2 separate regions of the Homo sapiens genome follow, and region 2 is linked to region 1. Evidence: read pairs that join two places in POLR2A ChIA-PET (ENCODE). Cell type or tissue: Panc1. All regions are shown on one strand. Each heading gives the region's core, and the rest is flanking DNA. Links, peaks and the distances in the headings are about the cores only.

What was found. ChIA-PET counts read pairs that join two places held together with the same protein. Peaks named below come from ENCODE experiments on the same cell type or tissue, not always from the same donor. Only the 100,000 strongest peaks of a DNase experiment are listed, where the experiment ranks them.
Region 2: POLR2A ChIA-PET joins it to region 1 with 7 read pairs; 4 of 35 experiments call an interaction of 5 or more read pairs at or near these places.

The regions. Positions count from the first base shown.
Region 1 is chr7:105,305,990-105,311,367 of GRCh38, forward strand. All of the region lies in intron 2 of SRPK2 (SRSF protein kinase 2), which reads right to left. Among named protein-coding and RNA genes, the nearest start is that of SRPK2, 80 kb to the right of the region's middle. In Panc1, for the core only: no CTCF peak of the experiment used is centred there; no DNase peak of the experiment used is centred there; H3K27ac peaks cover 3,073 bases.
Region 2 is chr7:105,463,992-105,469,369 of GRCh38, forward strand. PUS7 (pseudouridine synthase 7) reads right to left here. Exons shown (of 16, transcript NM_019042.5): 12 at 4,346-4,472; 13 at 1,322-1,423. Among named protein-coding and RNA genes, the nearest start is that of PUS7, 56 kb to the right of the region's middle. RefSeq lists an enhancer at 3,559-4,107. In Panc1, for the core only: no CTCF peak of the experiment used is centred there; no DNase peak of the experiment used is centred there.

The DNA.
Region 1 (5,378 bases), core at 54-5,053:
TTAGACAGAAAGGTGGAGGGCAGGAAACTAAATGCCTTCAGCTTAAAACAACACCTACACTAAAAGTGGGATATTTTGGGGTGGCATGCTCTGGTCCCCTTCTACATGCTTAGAAAACCAACAAAAATGAGGTACCAAAAGAAGTAAGAGGATTTTTTTTTAAGGCATCTGATGTAGTTTTTGAAGCCATGAGTAACAATGAGAATTTTTGCTGGTATTCTATTAGTTTGCATTTCAGTATTGTCATTTTCCATTTTGCTAGGAAGAGAAAAGACACACCATAATCTTTTCAGTGCACTGGGCTTCTAAGAAACTTAATCAGAACCTGACGGATCATCTCTGAATACCATAGTTTCAGAATATTAACAAAAGTCATAATAACTGTGAATTATTTTTGCAAAGTACGTATCACTAGAACCAAGATGTTTAAGTAGAAATTTTGAAACCTAAGAGACCACATCACTGTCATCTTCTTGGTCAATACTTGAACCAGGCAAAAAAAAAACCAACACTTCCTTTGAAATCTCATGAAGGAAAGCAGTGAGGAGTCTTCTACCCTTGAAGCAGCAGGATGTACTCCACCTGAACAAAGAAAAAACAGTCATGAAGAAAAAACATGTTGGCTAACTGCTATCCTCTCGTTGGCAAGATGCCACCTTCAGTTGGAAAAGCATTTAACCGAAACACTCATTTACAAATATCTTTATCTGCAATCCATTTTAATGCTGTATACATCTCTAACTTAAGTGGAGAATAACTTTTAAAAAGAAAATGTCATAAATTTCTCAGAATTAAAAGTAAAACACTATTACAAGAACATTTTTGTAGAAGAAAACAATACAAAGGAGGAGACATGGCTAAATATGGGGGAAAAATGTTTAAACACAAACTTACAACTTGATTATAGATATGGAGACTCACACTTATGGAAAGCTGTCAAGTTATCCACAGAACTCTAGTTCTGAATAGAGAATACAATCCTTTTCCTCTTATTTTATAACTCTGGTGAAGAAAGAGACCGAATAGCAGGCAGGTGCAGCTAAACATGTCCTGGAAACACAAAGGCAGCTCAAAAGGAAGATTTAATTTAAGGGTCAGATTTTTTAACATACAAGAACTAATGAACTACCTTGAAGGGAGACTTAATTATGACTTTTCCCAATACTGGGTGGGAGGGGAGGTAATCAAAGTAATTAATTTTTAGTGCTATTTTGGTACTCCTACTACTGAAAAATTTAGAAGTACAAATGCCATTCCATCTGCTGTGGTGGATACAAAGAGGCTTTTCTTCAAGCAAGAAAGCTTTATTATTAAAAAAGAAGAAGAAAAATTCTATGACGTTTTTAAAAGGATAAACATACGATAACCCAAAAAGAAGTATAGAGAACCAATGTGTAATAAGTAAGTGTTTTGCTCTAGAACTTAGTCTGTTAAGCTGGTGAACAGAATCACTGACCAGCAGGAGAGAAAAGCCGGCTTGCACCCTCACAGCCCTTGCTGGCAGTGCCATCCATTTGTCATCTGACATGTGCTCTCTCTTATTTTTTCCAAACATTATTAAACTCTCACCTTTAAAAACACTTCTGGAGAAAAATTAACAAAGATATACCTCTACAAAATCCTGACTACAATGCCCCACAGCTGTTAAAAAATATTAGTAAATATGACTTCCTACAGAATCCAGGTAAGTTTATGTTAAAAGTGTATAAGTGGTAAGACTGTGGGTGGGGTTTTTTCCCCCTTATTTCCACATTTTTGAATTTCCTAAGTTTAACTTTAAGTATATATTTTATAATCAGAAATAACATACGCTTTATCTTTTATAATCATCATAGTAACTTAACAGTGAAGTGGGATATACAATGGTGATGAACAGTATGAGCTTTGGTACATTACTTGGACTCAAAAGATAGCTCCTGAAATTCAAATTACTTTCTATCTCTAATTCTGGATTCCATCATGTATCTCCTAAGATTGTGGTGAGGTTAACACAAAATAACATATGCGAAAGTATTTTTGCAAAGTGCTTGGCAAAATGGGAGAACTTAGTAATATTAACTGATAGCTTTACTACTATAGTTATGGGTTCGTCACCCAAATATACCCCAAAATTAGCAGTTTAGTGTTAGAGTTTTTGCTGCTCTACCTGGAGGTCCTAACAGTTTACATTGTTTTCATGGAAAAGTTTGCACTAAGGGGAATTTCAAAAACATGCTGGAAACAAACTCTGACCTTATTTTGCCAACAACCAACTGTAAAACAGACTGAGTTGGCACCTGAATATTTCTTCTGCTCTCCCTTCTCTTATGCTACCTCCCAAGCATTGAAAAGATTATGTTCTCTGAGCACTCTAGAAAACCCATTCTTGAGCAGGCTGGATGTGTTTATGTGCAAAAATGTTCAGGCAGTTGTTATTTATAAAAATTGGAAAGCCCTGTATATTAGAACTCTTATTTAGGGCAACCAACAGAGGGAGGGGATTTCCTTAAAGAATGATGGGCATGTACTCATTTTCATATAATTGTATGGACTTTAATATAACCTTCATTCTCATGACTACCAAGAAACTATAATCCAAAATTCTTATGGTAGTACTACTTTTCCAATTGGCAAGACCACTTCTGCAGTTCCTAAAGCACCCGACACCTAAAGCTTTAATGTATCACAAGGTGGAAAGTGGTTTCTGCTTATTCAACTAAAGATTCTTTTCCTACAGAGAGCTATGAGACTATTTTACCATTTTGTCTAATTCAATCTACATAGTAGCTTATTAAGAGGATATTGTCAGCCACAGTATCACAGTTTCATAATTAACATAAGTACTTAGATTACTTAAAACTCCACGAAAACTAAACAGGATTTCTCTCTCTGTAATCTTTCATCCTGGTTGGAGCCGTCATCATTTCTGGCCCCTACTAGGTCTCCTACCCCTCATACTTTCCTAATCCTCAACCCACACCACTGCAGAATCCTGCTTAGGGCCCTTCAGTGCTGCTTCATTTCCTATGGCCCCAGTCCTTTGCTTCGATGTGCTTGTGATCACTCCCCTATAAAAATACAGTGGGAGTTATGGACCATAATGTCTCCAAAAAAAGTGCACACAAACTTTGCATACACTCACAAGAATACTATTTACTTAATGCTCTTAAAATTCCAAACATAAGCAACAAAACTCAATCTTTAATTTCAAAAAGGAATTAAAAACTTCTTCAGGCAAGTCTATAAATATTTGCTGAAGGTTACAAGAAAAAAAAAAAAGCTCATTTTACCTAAAAGAAAAAAAATACATTAAAAGTACAGACAATATGTCCATTTTTCTTTAAGGAATCTACAAACTTCAGAATGATAAACTTTCCCAGTCACTAAACATTTCATTTTATGGGAGCCTTCATCATTAAAGTATCCTAGGATAGTTATTCAGCTAAAGGCCTTGAAAATTCAATTCATCAGCATTTTGTGTATATTTTAGCATATACATGTGTATCTACACATACACATGAGTATCTGCATTAAGGCTCTATCCTTAATTAGCCATTCAGAAAGCCAGAACTGCAAAAACATGCCAGAAACCAGAACCCCATCTTTTACAAAAACACCAATCTGTGGCAAACCACCAAAAATACCTAGTGAACAACTATCATGAAAGCATGCTGACCCAGAGTGGCCAAATAGTCACATTTTTTTTCAGACTATGGAAACCATAGAGACTTTCATGTAAAATATCTCCAATTTTAAAGCACTGTCAACCACATGATCACATCTACAGAAGTGATCCAGCCCACATCCACCAGTTTGCCTCCTGTGACATTATAGATCTTACTTATCCATTCTGCAGACAGATACTGGTGCCAACCCTGGGCCACACACTCTGTTACACAAGCATAAACAAGAAGTCTCAGTTTATGTCCCTGAGGGGCTCATAAGCCAGTAGAGGAGAAAAAAATCACACAGACATAATGCCATAAGCACTGTGGTCTGCACAATGACAGAGGTAGGCAAAGGAACTCCTCACGCATGGGGGAGAAGGAGTCAGGGAAATCCTCCCTCTGGGGGTGAGATCTGATATGAGTCCTAGTAGGTCTAAGCCAAACAGAAAGGAAAACACAGAGGCGCCAGGCTGCAGCAGAGAAAACATGGAACACAAAGGTGTAAGGCTAGGGAGATGAGCCTGGGAGGAATACTGCTGAGTCTAAGACCCCATGAGGTACTGGAAAGGGGAACAGCTGAACCAACTGAAGTTCAGGGAACAGGGAGAGACTGAAGACAAACATAGGTAGCAGATAAAACCATAATAATGGATCACACATCAGTGCACAGAACGCAGCAAGGCTAGTAAATGCATTCAGAATTGTAATATTTTAGTAAAATGTTCTCTTTACTAAAGAAATATTAAATGTAAAAAATATGAAAAAATAGGCTGGGCGTGGTGGCTCACCTGAGCTCAGGAGTTCAAGACCAGCCTGGGCAACATGGCAAAACTCCATGTCTACCAAAAATATAAAACTTTAGCAGGGCATGGTGGCACACTCCTGTAGTTCCAGCTACTCGAGAGACTAAGGAGAGAGGATTGTTTGAGCCTAGGAGGCAGAGGTTGTAGAAGCCGAGATCGCGCCACTGCACTCCAGCCCGGGTTAACATAGTGAGACCTTGTCTCAAAATAAATAAATAAATAAATAAATAAAATGAAAGTCACATACAAAGAAGAAAATTTTGGATCACCCATAATCCTACACTACTGCTATATATTTATTTTCCATCTAGAACTCTCCAATGACATTCTTTTCCCCAATCTTTATTCTACTTATTTTTCCTTTGATCCTAGTTTTTGGCATATCTATTATAAGTCTACTCAAACTTTTTGTGGAATGAAATGGAGCATTAAAAAACTAAGTTATGTCTCAATTTTAAAAGCCAAATCCACCCTTCCACAAATACACAATATTAACGTCAATTGCTTCAGACTTTTTACACCCTTTCCATCAGACAACCCACAATCTAGGAGGGGCTCGGTTGTGCACATAGTACAACCGTCCTTAACCGCTTAGTTGACTAAAAACTGTAATAAAAGTAAAGAGCTGTTTTGGGCATCAAAGGACATTACCAAAAAAGTGAAAAGGCAACCTACAGAATGAAAAAAAATATCTGCACATCATATATCTGATAAGGGTCAAGAGTATGTAAAGAACTCTTACAACCCACCAACAAAAAAATAAATAACCCAATTAAATAATAAGCAAATAATTTCTTTCTTATTTTTTTTTTGAGACGGAGTTTCACTCGTCTCCCAGGCTGGAGTACAATGGCGCGATCTGGACTTACTGCAACTTCCACCTCCTGGGTTTAAGCAATTCTCCTGCCTCAGCCTTCTGAGTAACTGG
Region 2 (5,378 bases), core at 161-5,160, 160 kb after region 1:
AGGGATCCCTCAATCAAGCACTGTCGGGTACCAGGTATGCATGTGTTACATACCCAGAAACCTGAAATATCACCCATCCAGTCTACAAATGGCCATCCTGGCTACAAGGTTTTCATGAATGGCTTTGTCAAAGGCTTTGCTGAGTTTATGTTCTAATTGGTACTGGCAAAGTTCCTGATCCCAAAAGGTTTAAGAGAGAAGAGGAAAATAATGTTTTCTTTCTTATGATAGTTGATTTTGGGTGTCAACTTGACTGGGGTAAGGGAGACCCCAACAGCTAGTAAAACATGATTTATTTTCACTGCTTCAGTAGGCACTGAGCTCAGCCTTCTTCTCAGAGGGAAATCCAGGTGGTTTGGCATTTGATTAGAGTGACCGGACTGTGCCAGCTGTGTCGGTGAGGGTGTTTCTAGAGAAGACTGGCATGTGAGTTGGTGGGCAGAGTGGGGAAGATCTGCCCTCAAGGTGGGCACACACCTCCAGTCGGCTGGGGGCCTGGATGGAACATAAAGGCAGAGGAAGGCTGAATTCTCTCCCTCTCCTTCCCAGAGCCAGATGCCCTTCTTCGCCTGTCTCTGGATGTCAACTCCAGGTTCTCTGGCCTATGGACTCTGGGACTTATACTGGTGGTTCCCCAGGTCTCAAGTCTTTGACCTCCAACTGAGAGTTACATCATTGGCTTCCCTGGTTCTCAGGCCTTCACACTTGGACTAAACCATTCTGCTGGCTTTCCCAGTTCTCCCATTTGCAGATGGCCTGTCGTGGGACTTCTCAACTCCACAATCAAGCAGGCCAATTTCCCTAACAAATCCCCCTCTTCCCTTTTTTTTTTTTTTTTTTTTTCTGAGACAGAGTCTTGCTCTGTCGCTGAGGCTGGAGTGCAGTGGCATGATCTTGGCACACTGCAACCTCTGCCTCCTGGGCTCAAGATATCCTTCCACCTCAGCCTCCCAAGTAGCTGGAACCACAGGTGTGCACTACCAGGCCCAGCTAATTTTTGTATTTTTAGTAGAGACGGGGTTTTGCCAGGTTGCCCAGGCTGGTCTCGAATTCCAGAGCTCAAGCGATCCACCCATCTCAGCCTCCCAAAATGTTGGGATTGATTATAGGCGTGAGCCACCGTGCCTGACCTATTTATTTTATTTTATAATTTCAACTTTTATTTTAGATTCAGAGGTAGAGTTTCTTAATTTAAATTTTCCATGTGAATGCATCCCTTTCTGGGAGACTGTCATAAATAACCAAAGTTTATATATGCTTGAAATAGTAGCTTCATTATGTTAAACTTGTTTTAACTATTTTCCCCATACAGGGAACTTACTTTTATGCTTTGGGTAGATAACATCGAAACCAGGCAAGGGCATTACCACATCATGGATAGAGTAATTATTAACATCATCTTCCTCAATATAGGTGGCTGTGGCTGTAAATTCACAAGTGAACAATAAATTAAGAAAATAGGCAATATTGTTATGAACTCAATCTTCTAAAATTATATACATCTAAGCAAGTCAGAAGTACAAGTTGGTACAGGTTCAGTGACTTAAAAGCTTAAATTATGCCAGGTGCGGTGGCTCACACCTATAATCCCAGCACTTTGGGAGGCCAAGGTGGGTGGATCACCCAAGGTTGGGAGTTCGAGACCAGCCTGACCAACATGGAGAAACCCCGTCTCTACTAAAAATACTAAAATTAGCCAGGCATGGTGGCGCATGCCTGTAATCCCAGCTACTCGGGAGGCTGAGGCAGGAGAATTGCTTGAACCCGGGAGGCGGAGGTTGCGGTGAGCTGAGATCAAGCCATTGCACTCCAGCCTGGGTGACAAGAGTGAAACTCCTCTCAAAATAAAAAAGAAAGAAAAAAAGGAAAAAGAAATTAAGCTGGGGCCAGGAGCAGTGGCTCACGCCTGTAATCCCAGCACTCTGGGATGCTGAGGTGGGTAGACTGCTTGAGCCCAGGAGTTCCAGAGCAGCCTAGACAACATGGCGAAACCCCATCTCTACAAAAAATATAAAAATTAGCTGGGTGTGGTGGCAAACACCTGTAGTCCCACCTACTTGGGAGGCTAAGGCAGGAGGATCACCTGAGCCTGGCAGGTTGAGGCTGCAGTGAGATGTGACTGCACTACTGTGCTCCATCCTGGGTCTTGGAGTGAGACCCTGTCTCAAAGGAAAAAAAAAAAAAAATTAAGTTTGGATATATATCCTTCTGTCTTTTCTACTCTACCCAAGAAATAAAAATCAAGGACTTAGAAAAAGTAAAAGAAATTCTTTTTTTGTTTTTTGAGACAGGGTCTTGCTCTGCCACTAAGGCCAGAGTGCAGTGGTGTGATTAAGGTTCACTGCAGCCTCAACCTCCTGGGCTCAAGTGATCCTCCTGCCTCACCCTCTCGAGAAGCTGGGACTGTAAGTGTGTGCTACTACGCCTGGTTAGTTTTTTAATTTTTTGTAGAGATGGGTCTTTGTTGCCCTGGCTGGTCTTGAACTCCTGGGCTCAAGTGATTCTGCTGCCCTGGCCTCCCAAAGTACTGGGATTACGGGTGTGAGCTACTGCACCAAATCTGAAGTAAAATTTTCAATGAAAATTTAAAAACATTTATCTCTCAGCTGCATCCACATTTTTTTGAATGCCTACTATTTAAAATCAGTTCCTCTATCTTTCTTAAATAAAGTAACACAAGAAAACACTTTGAAAAGCCACCATACTACAAAATCGTATTTGCAGTGGCATCATAAATGGATGCATTTTGCTGGGAAAAAAAAAAAAGTTAAAAAAAAAAACTGGAATGTACTTAAGAGGATGAAACACAGCGGCACCCAGGACATTAAAATACACTGGATGTGACCAACATGGCATGAGGAAAAGAAGCTAAATCAGGAAAAATAATTTAAAATTTCTGAACAGAGTTAGAACCTTAGTGGGTTTATGGGGTCTGCCTGCAGATGAGCAGATCATGTATTCAGCTAATAGATGGTAGCCTAGTATGCCAGAGACACACATGGAGTTTGGAATCAGATAGAACTCTGAATCCCAGTTTTTTCTGTTTTTTTTTTTTTTTTTTTTTTTTTTTTAACTAGCTGTGGAACTTTGGGCAAGTGACTAAACCTCACCTGAAAAAACAGAGAAAATACTTCACAGTAACACTGAGGCTTTAAACTAAAAGACACAGGTACAGGGCTTAGTGCCAAGGCCTGGCACACACAATGGGCTCCATGGAAGATGGGATATTAGGAGTGTCTTGGGAACATTTTGGGCATAGCATATACTAAATGCCCATTCTATTTGAGTTTGAAGAAACTCTTCTTTTTTTTTTTTTTTGAGACAGTCTCCCACTGTCGCCCAGGCTGGAATGCAGTGGTGTGATCTCGGCTCACTGCAAGCTCCGCCTCCCGGGTTCACGCCATTCTCCTGCCTCAGCTTCCTGAGTAGCTGGGACTACAGGCGCCTGCCACCACGCCCGGCTAATTTTTTGTATTTTTAGTAGAGACGGCGTTTCACCGTGTTAGCCAGGATGGTCTCGATCTCCTGACCTCGTGATCTGCCCGCCTTGGCTCCCAAAGTGCTGGGATTACAGGTGTGAGCCACTGCGCCCAGTGACTTGAAGAAACTCTTTAAGGTTGGCTAACAAGACACATCCAGAGGTGTATTTATTTGCTAGACCTAGATCGAAGTTTCGAAAGTGATTTCAGCCATCCATTTAGCCCAAATCCTATTTGAGTTGAGAAAAGGGAGGCCCAGAGAGAGGTGCTTACTCAGGCCGGGCACAGTGGCTCACACTTGTAATCCCAGCACTTTGGGAGGCCAAGGCAGGCGGATCACCCGAGGTGGGGAGTTCGAGATCGAGGTGCTTACTCAAACCAGATATACATTTTTTCTTTAAAAATACAGATACAAACTAGCCAATGTAAGTTTGCATGGTCCCTTCATCTCAAACTTACTAGACATCTCTTTTTTTTTTTGAGATGGCATCTCACTGTGTCACCTAGGCTGGAGTGCAGTGGCACCATCTTGGCTCACTGCAACATCTGCCTCCTGGGTTCAAGCGATTCTTCTGCCTCAGCCTCCTGAGTAGCTGGGATTATAGGCATGCACCACCACACCCAGCTAATTTTTGTATTTTCAGTAGAAACAGGGTTTCTTCATATTGGCCAGGCTGGTCTTGACCTCCTGACCTCAGGTGATCCACCCACCTTGGCCACCCAAAGTGTCAGGATTATGGGCGTGTACCACCGTGCCTCACCACATCTCTCTTTCTTAATTAATAGCCAGGATGGATTTTAAAGCCACTAGTGGCAACTAACTGAACCCTAGCTTAGCTGAGTAACAAAGACATCTGCCTTTTTACCTCCTTTGAGAACGAGGTCCCCTGGAACAGGTTTTAGTCCATAGTCTTCTATCCTCTTGCTTACCATGTTATTCCACACATAGCTTTGGTAGCTATGAATATACATTAAGCGATTATTTCTGGGTATCTGGAGGGAAGGAAAAAAATAGGCAAGAAAACATATTCTAAATATAAAAAGTGCTGTACTTTTTTTTTTTTTGAGATGGGGTCTTGCTCTCTTGCCCAGGCTGGAGTGCAGTGGCACGATCTAGGCTCATTGTAGCCTCCACCTCCCGGGTTCAAGCAATTCTCCCACCTCAGCCTACAGACTAGCTGGGATTACAGGGGTACACCACCACACCTGTCTAATTTTTGTATTTTTAGTAGAGACAGGGTTTCACCATGTTGGCCAGGCTGGTCTCAAACTCCTGACCTCAGGTGATCCGCCCACCTTGGCCTCCCAAAGTGCTGGAATTACAGGCGTGAGCCACCACGCCCAGCCAAAAAGTGCTGTACTTTCTAAGACATTTTGCTTGTTAGTGGTAATCGTAGTAATAAGAAACTTCTACTGTACTTATTTATTTACTTTTATGTATTTATTTTTGAGACAGGTTTTCATTCTGTCACCCAGGCTGGAGTGCAGTGGCATGATCATGGCTCACTGTAGCCTCAAATGCTCAGGCTCAGGTGATTCTCCCACCCCAGCCTCTTGAGTAGCTGTGACTACAGGCGTGCACCACCATGCCAGGCTAGTTCTTTGAATTTTCTTTCTAGAGACAGGGTTTTGCCATGTTGCCCAGGCTGGTCACAAACTCCCAGGTTCAAGCAATCCACCAGCCTCAGCCTCCCAAAGTGCTGGGATTACAGGCCTGAGCCACTGCACCCAGCCAAAACTTCTACTTTAATCTCTCATTTTTTCTTTTTCTTTTTAATCTCTCATTTTTCTTTTTTCCTTCTACTTTAATCTCTCATTTTTTTCTTTTTTATTTTTTTGAGACAAGGTCTCACTCTGTCACCTAGGCTGGAGTGCAATGACACGATCTCAGCTCACTGC